Regions from separate parts of the Homo sapiens genome. Here all the other regions are linked to region 2. The links are chromatin contacts, found by Hi-C or POLR2A ChIA-PET in ENCODE. All regions are on one chromosome and are shown on one strand. The core of a region is the stretch at or near the end of the contact, and the rest is flanking DNA. Distances in the headings are between cores, read along the strand shown.

Region 1 (3,461 bases), core at 952-3,451, 60 kb before region 2:
AGTTTAGTAACATGCTGTACAGGTTTGTAGCCAAAAAGCAATAGGCTATACCATAATAGTGCAGGTGTGTAGAAGGCTTTTACATAAAGGTTTTATGACCTGTATGATGTTCACACAACAACAAAATTGCCTAGTGGTGCATTTACTATAACATATCCCATCCTTAAGGGACACGTGAATGTATATACACACACACACATATACACATATTACCAAATGGATACATACATGGTTACCTACAGAAAAATTTAAACTTTGAAATAATACTCTTAGGGAATGTTACCTTTTTAAAAGATATTCTTTAAATTTATATTTGCTATTATGTTGCCTTACCAATATTCACATGTAACATTGCACATTTCACTAAGGGATTTTTTATATTAGCATTTTAGTCAGCACATTTGTTGTCTGTTTACCCTGTGTTATGAGTTAGGTAAAAAGAGATCTTGTTCCTGCTTTAAAGAGATCTCAGTTTAGTGACAGATAAGTAAACCAACCAAAGAGGGTGCATGAACCCCGGTAGCCTGGGTAGGAAGAAGCTTTCACTCTCAGTAGTTAAGGTGATGATGGGATGGAGGACTGTTCAGGAAAGACTGGTCAGAAAAGCTCAGACTTGTCTAAGTATGGAAGGGTGGGAGGAATGAGTTAGGTGGGAAAGGGCATTCGAAACAGAGACGGCAGCGCGTGCCAAGTGCTGAAGCAGCATAGCCTGGCATGAGGAGGTACACAGTAATTTGACTCAGCTGGAATGATGGGTGCAGGGGGCGGATCCTCATTTTCAGACTCACAAGACCTCAAAGCTAAAGAAGGAACATGCTGTTTTTTTGCAGTGGACAAATCCCTGCCATTCTGCTTGCCACTTTCTGGATGAATGCTCAGGCATCTCTTCCTTTCTGATTACATCCCTGGCTGCTTTTCTATGCCACTCCATGGATTACTGCTTCAAGTTTATACCCCCTTCCCATATGATACAGTCACCTCACTTGACACATGTAGGTTCCAGACCAGTGCCCTCCCTTTCTGTAACCTCATGAACTAACAAGGTGTAGATATTTAATACATATTAACCTGGATGATAGCATGTATTAACTCAGAGGAGCTGCTTACTTATAAATAAGTAAAAGAGTTAAAAAATAATCGTCAATGAGTCAATCAAATAAGTTACCACATAGCTTTCCCCCCAATAAACCAACACTTGGACCATTCAACATTTTTTTATTCACTATGCATGCAGCTTTAGCTATGACTAAACTTTTACAAATAAGACTTGCAGGGTTACCATTTAGACGTAACATGCACTAGATTCCATTCATGGAGGAAACCAGTTGGCTGCTGTTGGAGATTGGGCAACCGACAAGATTAGAAAAAAAACCAAAACCAAAACAATGCCTGTTAGCTTCAGATCTCCTTTTAGTTTTGGAGTTTGCTGTATTAAACTGTTCCATTACACTTTGTAGAATTGTGTGGAGTGGAGTTCTGTTGATCTAAGAGCTTAATACCCATGACAAAAAGGTTCAAGTTTTGTATGTGAACTCCTACTTACAGTATTGTCATCATAGACATGAAGAATGTTAAGAAACGCAGTATGGCAATTAAGAGCACTAACCTTGAAGGTGACCCAAATTGGAATCCCAGTTTTAATTCTTGGCCAAATATTTTAACTGTACTAATTCAAAGTTTTCCTGCATGTGTCATGGCAATAATTTCTGTTCTTTTTCATTAACCTTGGGAAATTATTAATATGAAGATTACGTGACATCTTATTTTTGTATGTATCCTAGAAAGTATAAAATGTGATATGAATTAAGTTGGTATTAATAGAAAGGTATAATGTTCAGGGAAAATATCAGACCTGTATGTGAGATTTTGTAATCACCACTGGGTATTTGAGTAGAAGAAAACATGAGAAAAAAATAATAATGTGCATAGTGTTAAGAAATCATGGCTGAGAAGAAGGTAGGCCTCTGTCTGGGCAAGAAAACTAGGTTTTTGAAGATAATAGCTTTGAGTGAAAAATGAGAGATTTGTAATCATCCAGAATAATGGTGTCTGAATTCTTCAGCACGTGGTAGTAGACACACGACGTGTTTGTTGTCTCAGAATTCTGAGGGCAATTCACAAAGAAATTGTTACAAACCATGAATCATTACACAACATTAGAATACCTCAAAAGAGTGAGTAACTCAAAGCTCTTAACAGATCTTGAGAAACTTGAAATAATAGGCATGTTTTTCTTGGGTGAGCAATCTCTCTAATTATGTGAGAGTTGTGTGTGCCCTTTCCTGCTCCACCATATTATGAATGTTTAGTGTAGAGAATTACTGAAGGTTTGCACACCAATTGGTAAAAAATGCAAAAATTACCAGTAGTAAATATACAAGATTGTTTGGGTAGGGGCAGGGACATTGGAGAAAAAATGAAAGACTAAGAAAAAAGTGATGTGAATTTTAGAAAAACACAAAGATTAAGCAAGGTTGAGTGTTTTGAGAGGAAATCAAAGCAACAGGTAAAAGAAACCAGTAACACAGTTAGTTGACTTTTTTAAACTGAGAGATTTCTCAAGAAAGATTTCTTGATAATAGAGTAAGAAAGAAACATCCTGTGATGGGGATGTTCTTTACAGAATATTTTGATCTCCAATTTAATTTTATGTCTGAATTTATAATCAGAAAAGGTCTTGTTTCCTTATGGTTTCATCAAACTAAATTAAATTGTAATTGCTCAGATGGTATAAATATGTGCACAAAGTTGATTATTGAACATTGTATAGTGGCCAGTTGGCTAATTGTAACTCTAAATGACACCATAATATGAAGTTTTGTTTTTATTTATATTGTTCTCTAAATACCAGGGTGAGTATGATGTTTCTGATAAGTGCATAAAGAAAACATGAACTTATAACTGGAGCAATAGGGCAAGGCTGCATCTTTATTACTTAACTCTCCAGTTGTAAAAACAAGTACTACGGTTGACAAGACACCTCTCCATGGGTACCTCCGTAATTGTCATAAATTTAAATTTATTGTAATGTTTTAGACCTGTTTGAACTGTAGTACACAGCCCATTATAACCATGTTTGAATTATATTTATCAATCTTTTTTTTTTTTTTTTTTAAGACGGGGTTTCACTCTGTTGCCCAGGCTGGAGTGCAGTGGCAGGATCTCAGCTCACTGCAGCCTCAACCTCCTGGGCTCAAGCGATTCTCCCACCTCAGCCTCCCAAGTACCTGGGACTGCAGGCACATGCCACCACTCCTGGCTAGTATTTTTTGCAGATTTTCACAGAGACAGATTTTCGCCATGTTGCACTCTTGAGCTCAAGTGTTCGGCCCACCTCAGCCTCCCAAAGTGAGGGGTTATAGGCCTGTGGCACTACACCCAGAAGACAATAAAATATTTTTTAAAAGTGGATTATTTGTAAGGGAGATATCTATTAGAAAGCTTTTTGAACTATTCACGGA
Region 2 (3,755 bases), core at 1,148-3,647:
AAATACAGTCTAGTGTCCTTGTTTTTAAAAAGCCAGTTACATTTTTTTTTCTTTTTTCAAGAGACAGGGTTGGCCGGGTGTGGTAGCTCACACCTGTAATCCTAGCACTTTGGGAGGCCGAGGTGGATGGATCACTTGGTCAGGAGTTGGAGACCAGCCTGGCCAACATGAAGAAACCCCATCTCTACTAAAAATACAAAAATTAGCTGGGCGTGGTGGCACATCCCTGTGGTCCCAGCTATTCAGGAGGCTGAGGCAGGAGAATTGCTGTAACTCGGGAGGTGGAGGTTGCAGTGAGTCGAGATCATGGCACTGCACTCCAGCCTGCGCGATAGAGCAAGGCTCCATCTCAAAAAAAAAAAAAAAAAAAAAAGACAGGGTCTCATTATGTTGTCTAGGCTGGCCTCAAACTCTTGGGCTCAAGGGATCCTCCTGCCTCAGCCACCCAACTAGCTAGGAATACCAGCATGTACCACTGCACCCAGCTAAATTTTTAGAAAATTAGGTATACTTATATTTAATGTGAATAACCACAATTAGAGAAAAAAATGTTCAAGAGTACAAATATTGGTTATATGGGGATATTTCAACAGCACAAGTGTAATTTTGACTAGTCGATTGCCTACTCTGTGCATATTTGTGTATGAACATGTATGTTACTCTATTATGTATGTGCGAATTCACTCCTCTGTCTATCCATCCATCACTCAACAGTCATATAGTCCTCTCTATGTATGGAGGAAATACCATGCTAAATATTGGGGATACAAAGATTATTAGATGGGCCCCTGGCCTCTGGAAAGCATTGAATAGTAAAGGGATAGGCATACAAAAAATATAATTCTAAATAGTCATGGGTGTGGTAGGGACCATGCTGCAAAGACATTGCAATCTCTGCCTATAGGACTCACAGAAGGCATCTCTGAGGAGTAATATTTAGCTGAAATCTGAAGGAGAAGTGGAAGTGGGCCAAGTGAAGTGGAGAAAGTTATAGTATTGGTAGTAAATAACTTAATTGATCACATTTTTCAATATTGAGCATGGAATCTTTTGTTTTAAAGAATTGCATGCTCGATATTTTGAAAGCCACCATTAGATAGTTTTTAAGAATATCCAATGAAATGTACCACCGTATGTGCTTGGAACCCATTAGTCATAACTTGGTGATATAAAGTACGTTCTTGACCTATGACAGGACTATTATTGCTGGAGTTGCTGTACCAAAAAATGTGATCATATTTGCCATCTGGTGAAATATACTGTCTCGCCCAGGTTGAGGTCCACAAGTGACTAAATGACCAAAATGACTAAAGCCCTAAGTAGCCCACAATTACTCAGTTGCCTGTAGGTCCACATGGAGAATGGAAAGTTGTGTTTCATCAGATCTCTGAACTGAAGGTCATGGTGGGGGCAGGGAAAGGATGCACAGTGCTTTATCTTTTATTTTCCTTTGTAGTTTGAGGTGCGTAAGTTCTCATATCAACCAAATGGAATGGTATAATGCTAGTGCCATAGTGTCACACAGTTGACAAGGTCTGAGGACATGAAGTTTTTTTTTTTTTTAATGCAATTCCTGTCTTCAAAGAGCTTATTTTTAGAATTGTATTTGCTGTATATTTTAAGACACTTAAATATGTACTTTTCATATTTTAATTCTACTTTATATAAAAATACTTATAATTTTTCAACTTAGTAATTGAAATCAGAGTAAGTAAATTGCTACAAATGGCCAATTGTTGGACCTCAGTTTTGCTTATATGTGTAACAATTAACACAGCTTTTCAGATACATTTTTGAAGTAATGGGCCCTGTTTCTATTTGGTTCTATTAAATTAGTGAAGTAGTACTAGTGGGAAGGTTCTCACACTACCAAGTGGTTTGAGACTCTTGTACTTAATTTTTATTTTTGTTGTCTATAAGATTAATAAAATTGAGAAGTGATGCACGATTGATCCTTGGTGTTTGCAGAGAGGGATATTGAGGCTCAGTGAAATAAATGGGTAGATAAAAATTCTGAATATATGAATATAACTCACGAGATAATAATAGCTTTTATTTAAAAGCTATCCTACCTCTTCTGTCAAGGAGAGAAAAATCTAAGAAATAACATCTGTAACAAAAGAGGAAATGAAGTGAGTGATATAATTGAAACTGTCAAAAACTGCCAAATTTTCTGGTGACACAAGAGACTATCAAAGGATATGGTAGGAATCCTAGATATTAAAGCACTTTGAAGGGGTAATTTTAACAGGATAAAGCAATAAATAAATAGAGAGCAAGAGGAAAATTTTAAAGTGAGAAAAAGAAAGTAAAATAAACCTAGGGCCAAAAAATCTCTGCCTAGGGATATTGCCCAGGATGGTAGATTTAGCCAAGTGGGCACTCGGCCTAGAATTTCTTATTTCCCTTTTCATGCTACAAAATATGAAGTAATAGCCTTAGCAGGACTTATTACAATGATGAAATCACCTAACAATCTGAAATGCTGCTTCCCTTTATGTGAAGATATTTGTTTTGTTTTGCTTCTTGAGAAATGGCAGTCTGTCTTTCTTCTTAATTCCTCGTTCAACAATCCATTTCTGTGAAAAATATAATCCTGTATATTCCATAAACCCCTTGGCATTGGAAATAAGAGTGATGATCTTAGTAGATCATAAGAGTTAGAAAGTTGTTTTCCTACTTTTAACATGTGATAGGAATAAGATTACTTCTATTTCTAATTTCTCAAATTCTAAATTTCTCATAATAGAAGTTAAATTATTTTTCTTTTGTTCAATATCTGAAGTTTCAGAAAATATTAATGTCTGTACTTCACTAAATTTCCATTAAATAGTTTAGTTTCCACAGAATCCCATTCTCTAGTGAAGATTGATTTTCTTAAAATTGCTAAGTAAACTTTAATTTTAAAAAATGTGTATACCCACTTTAGCTAATTCTGCCTCTGGAGTCTGCATTTTTTTGGATATTTTTATGTTGTTTACAGTATTCCAAGTGATTGATTTTATTGATTGGTCATGAATATTCTTAAAGTATATACAAGCTTACTTAGGAAGTAATATATAAATGAAAGTGATGTAAGTAGAATTTTACCTGTTCTATCTGTACGTTAAATATACCATAAGAGCACACACATGCTAATTATATTTCCAGAATACAATTATATATACATGCATATATATACACACACATATACATAATTACATATATACATATGTATACACACATTATTTTTATAATGGTCACTGAAGAAAAGGGAGAAAAAGCAAAAAACCAGTCAAAATTTCTGATAGCTCTTTGAGTCATTCTTGTACCTTAAATTAGAAAACAGAGGTAAATTTCTTTCCTAGAAATCTGGAACACTAATGGAGTTTTCATTAGATAATTAAAACCTCTGCCACTTATTAAGCACGGTCTTGATGCCGGATCTCATCTGTCATTACTTCTTGAAACTGTTCTGATTGGCTCTGTATCTGTTAAGAAGTAAAGGACATAATCTGTATCAGAAGAGTGAGATGGGGCATGTGTCAGGTGTATCCCAAAGTGTGCTTTTGTGTTCTAAACGGTGACCTTTTAAAGTGTGATTTGCGCTGCAAAATGTATAAGAAAAAGGATTTTGTGCTGTTAGAAGGCACTTGTGGTCTGCAGTAGTCAGAGATCTCCAGAGCCAGAGTGCTCCCTCACCCGTCAGCACTTTGGAAGAGTTTTGTGAAAGTGACAGAGTGAGAAAGAGGTATTATATTATATAACATTTCCGG
Region 3 (3,871 bases), core at 116-2,615, 49 kb after region 2:
TTAGAAGACTGTTTCACATGTTGGCCTGAATTGTAAAGTGGCAGCAATGGAAGTAGGGAAAATGGTCAGATTCCAGACATAGTATGAAGATTGAGCCAAGATAACTTGATGTGGGATATGGAGTGTAGCACAGAAAAGAGAGGAGCAAAGTACGACTGCAAATTACGGAATTGGCATTTACTGAAATGGTAATAATGTGTTGATAAGAAATAGGAATTTTCTGGTAGTCCGCGTATAAATGATATGCAATGCTTTGAAACTATAGAAGATCACCAAGGGGAAGCATGTAGACAGAAACTAGAAAAGGTCCAAGCAGAGATCCTTGGGACACTCCAGCATGTAAAAAGAAGGTGATAAGGAGGAACCAGCACTCAGAGCTAAGGAGAAGCATCTTGTTAGGTAAAAGAAAATCTGCAGAGCACAGTGTGTGAAAAGCCACTTTCACACACTGATTGGTCAGTTAGTAAGACTGAAAAAACAGACCATTGGATTCAGCCATGTGGGGGGGTCATTGCTGACCTTTGCATACATTCTAATGGCTTCCCCTGAATTAGCTCATTTTTCCCCTCAAAGCAGTTCACTGGGGGATTTTTCTGTTGCCCTCTCAGTTTCAGCTACTTAACACTCTTTTTATACTGTCAAGACATTTTAAAGTAAATAACTCTGTACCCTTATTTCTTACTCCAAAGTAAGGCCTTCCACTCAAGGCACATACAAAGCTAGAATGAAGTTGAGTGTATTATCCAACTATTTAACTTATTGAACATATAATTGACAATGTCTACCAATATAGCCACTATTCCTGAGCTAGATTTCCACAAAACATTCCACGATTTCCCTTAATGGTGGTTGAGTGATACATTGAATAAATATTGTACTGTAGGATAAATTTCTGTAAGAAAGTGTCTTCAAAGATTTTGGGTTTGAGGTATATATTCTTTCATGTTTTGCAGTGAAGGTGTGTTTTTCTTCCAATAGTTCTTAGTTTACATTTTCTTTCATTGGAAGTTCATCACTGTTAGGCGTTATCTTGAGTATTATAACAAAGCAAATCCACAAGTATTCAATATAAGATTAGGAAAAAAATTCCTGCGATACTTTGTTGTCAAACACTTGCCACTGATAGACGTTATTTTAGCTTTTAAGGCCTGTCACATTGTTTATTCAGAGGAATTGTTTTTCAAATTTTAGTAAAAAAAAAAAAAAAAAAAAACCTTAATTTTGGCTTCCCACAGATGCCATTGTGGAAAGCATTCTTAGTACTATGTTATTTAGTCATCCCATGGAATTCTAGTTTTCCACATTGATTATTACTTATAACCCGCAGTTTGACCTAGGAAGTGGGAAACTGTGTATTGACTCTGACTCACCAGCCAACAATGAGCCTGCTCTGTGGTGGAGTTGACTTCTGTGGAGACCTTCAAATCTAAAGTGCTTGCACTAGGGTGAATTTTTTTCTTTAGTTTGTAGACCACCAGTGCTTTAGGTGAGAAGGTGTTGAGAGTAACAGTGTTTTAGTTTGTAAATCTGGTTAGATAGTAATGGTTCTCCAGTTTCATGATGACGGGAAAAGTGAGTCCGTAGCAGTTGTTTCATCTATCAAGTTGGTAAGAAGGTCTACTTAGTAAATAAACATTACTTTTATTTAAGACAACACTTTGGGCAAAATTAGCCATCTCTTTTTTCATATATCCATTCTTCTCAGGAAGACTTCTGCTCTCCGGGGTTTTTCTGAAACCATGAAACTCATGGCCTTTGAAGGCCAGTTGCAGGTTTGAGCCTTAAAATGTATTGCTTTTAAATGCTGGCTCATACGCTTTTCATACTGGACTGTTGCTGTGATGGGTTATATAGATATGTCAAGTTTTATTCAATTGTCATGCTCTTTGAATAAGAACCCCTCAATTTTAAGCCTTGATGTGAATATAATTGGCCACCTTCCCTAGGATTTCTCACTTAAATATATAATCTGCATTACTCACACCATATTAAAACATCTGTTCTTGAGTAGGAATGCAAGCATTTGCTTTTCATTGCCGGCTTAAAAATAATTTAAAAACATGACCCAGATAACTTTTTGAATGAATTCGGATAAGAACATAGGGAAAGGCAAAGAAGCGTGTTTAAATGAATTGTTTCAGGACATTCTTGTGTCTTTACAGAACCTCCCGTGAGTTGTTCCTGGCAGGCATTTGTGTCTGCATGCCCTGTCTGCTGCTTAGGCTCTTTAAAAGTAAGACCTCTGTACAATATATCAGTTTGACATTACATAAATGAGATTGGAGACACCTTTAAGAAGTGATGTTACCCAAGGCTGGACATTTATTGTCTTCTCTTAAACACCTGATCATTTTATAATATTGTTTTATTTTTAACTCCGACAATAAAACCTAATCTGCATTCCTAACCTTTTGTTAGGTATGAATGAATTGAAAACTTTATCAGTTTGAAGTGTACTATATGCAGTTGACTGGGAAAGTTGCAACATAAATCTTTGTAGGCCCTAATAGTTTTGCAACAGTTGCTATGCTACTCAAGGTAAACATTTATATGTGTGTATTTGTCCAAGGAAGATTCATTTTAAGTGTGTTTTTAAAATTGCACTGGCCACAAAAATCCTAATAAAATGACAAGCTATGGTTTTTTAGAGGTAAGTAATGACTGATTGTGAAATTATAAGTAGTTCAGATAGTACTATTCCAAACAGGAAGTCAGCTTTTCTTTTTTCTAAAAAAGGGGAAAGATGTTAACAAGTGCAGAAAATATTTAAGGTAGCCATAATAAAATACAAAACAGTAAAACACTGATTTTTGAAAAGAACAGTGGAAAAGTCAATAAGAAAACTTAACTTTTGCAGCCAAACTTGCTGTCTTGAGCTTGTTCCTATGGCTATGATTTTGTCTGAACTCCTGGGCTGCCAGTTATTTTTCATTAATAAAAATAGAAATATATTTGTTTTTCAGTAATTCTTACATACTAAGTTCACTTTTTTTCTGGTCCACATTCACCAGGATTTGTGTGATACTTGTTTGGTTACTTGTGTGATTCATAATAGCAGATTCTCGTTTTGGCAAGAGAAAACTCTCTTCTATGATGCAGTATACTTGGCTTCTCACAAAGGCAAGCATTTTCTCTTGTTTTGTTAATAGTGCTCACCTCACAGGTTTTTACTTTTGTTCATTTGCCTTATTTTTTATTTTTTTATTTTTTATTTTTTGAGGCAGAGTCTCACTTTATCACCCAGGCTGGAGTGCCATGGCCCAGTCTTGGCTCATTGCAACCTCCGCCTCCTGGGTTCAAGTGATTCTTGTCCCTCAGCCTCCCAAGTAGCTGGGATTATAAGCGTGGCCAACATGCCTGGCTAATTTTTTGTATTTTTAGTAGAGATGGGGTTTCACTATGTTGGCCAGGCTGGTCTTGAACTTCTAAACCTCAAGTGATCCACCCGCCTTGGCTTCGGGAAGTGCTGGGATTACAGGTGTGAGCCACTGCACCTGTGTGAGCCCTTACAGGTTTTTAAATAAATGCTTGTTGAATGATTGAACAGACATGGTGTAATATTATCCTTTGTTTGCTCCTATAATAGTTAAGTGGAGAAGTTGATGGCATGTATTAGCATTCTAGGGCTGCCTTAACAAAATACCACAGACTTAAACAGTGGTGCCTTAAACAATGGAAACTTGTTTTCTCAAAATTTTGGTTGCTAGAAATTGAGATCAGGGTGTCAGTAGGTTTGGTTTCTTCTGACACCTCTCTCCTATACTTGTAGATGTTCATTTTCTTCCTGTGTCTTCAGATGGTCTTCCCTCTCTACTATGTCTATGTTAAAATGTTCTCTTACTATAAGAACACCAATCATGTTAGATTAGGG

What was found. Hi-C counts contacts between places; a loop is a spot of excess contacts on that map. ChIA-PET counts read pairs that join two places held with the same protein, here RNA polymerase II (POLR2A). Pooled maps may share reads with other maps.
Region 1: a loop to region 2 is called in a map of MCF 10A, with 4 times the contacts of the local background. The contact joins two enhancer-like sites. A Hi-C loop is called at or near these places in 2 of 168 maps with a recorded cell type or tissue (MCF 10A and psoas muscle) and 1 of 50 pooled maps. POLR2A ChIA-PET finds 5 or more read pairs at or near these places in 4 of 52 experiments (H1, IMR-90, activated CD4-positive, alpha-beta T cell and 1 more).
Region 3: a map of prostate gland shows a loop between it and region 2 (2.1-fold over the local background). The contact joins two enhancer-like sites. A Hi-C loop is called at or near these places in 5 of 168 maps with a recorded cell type or tissue (MCF 10A, ascending aorta, mammary epithelial cell and 2 more) and 4 of 50 pooled maps. POLR2A ChIA-PET finds 5 or more read pairs at or near these places in 4 of 52 experiments (MCF 10A, T-cell, activated B cell and 1 more).

Annotation. Positions count from the first base shown.
Region 1 is chr4:156,887,656-156,891,116 of GRCh38, reverse strand. The region is part of intron 1 of PDGFC (platelet derived growth factor C); the gene reads left to right. Among named protein-coding and RNA genes, the nearest start is that of PDGFC, 82 kb to the left of the region's middle. Within about 2 kb of position 2,201, at least 2 of the 41 ENCODE cell types and tissues checked have a DNase peak (open chromatin) inside an H3K27ac peak, as active enhancers do.
Region 2 is chr4:156,828,058-156,831,812 of GRCh38, reverse strand. The region is part of intron 2 of PDGFC (platelet derived growth factor C); the gene reads left to right. Among named protein-coding and RNA genes, the nearest start is that of PDGFC, 140 kb to the left of the region's middle. Within about 2 kb of position 2,397, at least 4 of the 41 ENCODE cell types and tissues checked have a DNase peak (open chromatin) inside an H3K27ac peak, as active enhancers do.
Region 3 is chr4:156,777,450-156,781,320 of GRCh38, reverse strand. The region is part of intron 3 of PDGFC (platelet derived growth factor C); the gene reads left to right. Among named protein-coding and RNA genes, the nearest start is that of LINC02272, 140 kb to the right of the region's middle. Within about 2 kb of position 1,365, at least 5 of the 41 ENCODE cell types and tissues checked have a DNase peak (open chromatin) inside an H3K27ac peak, as active enhancers do.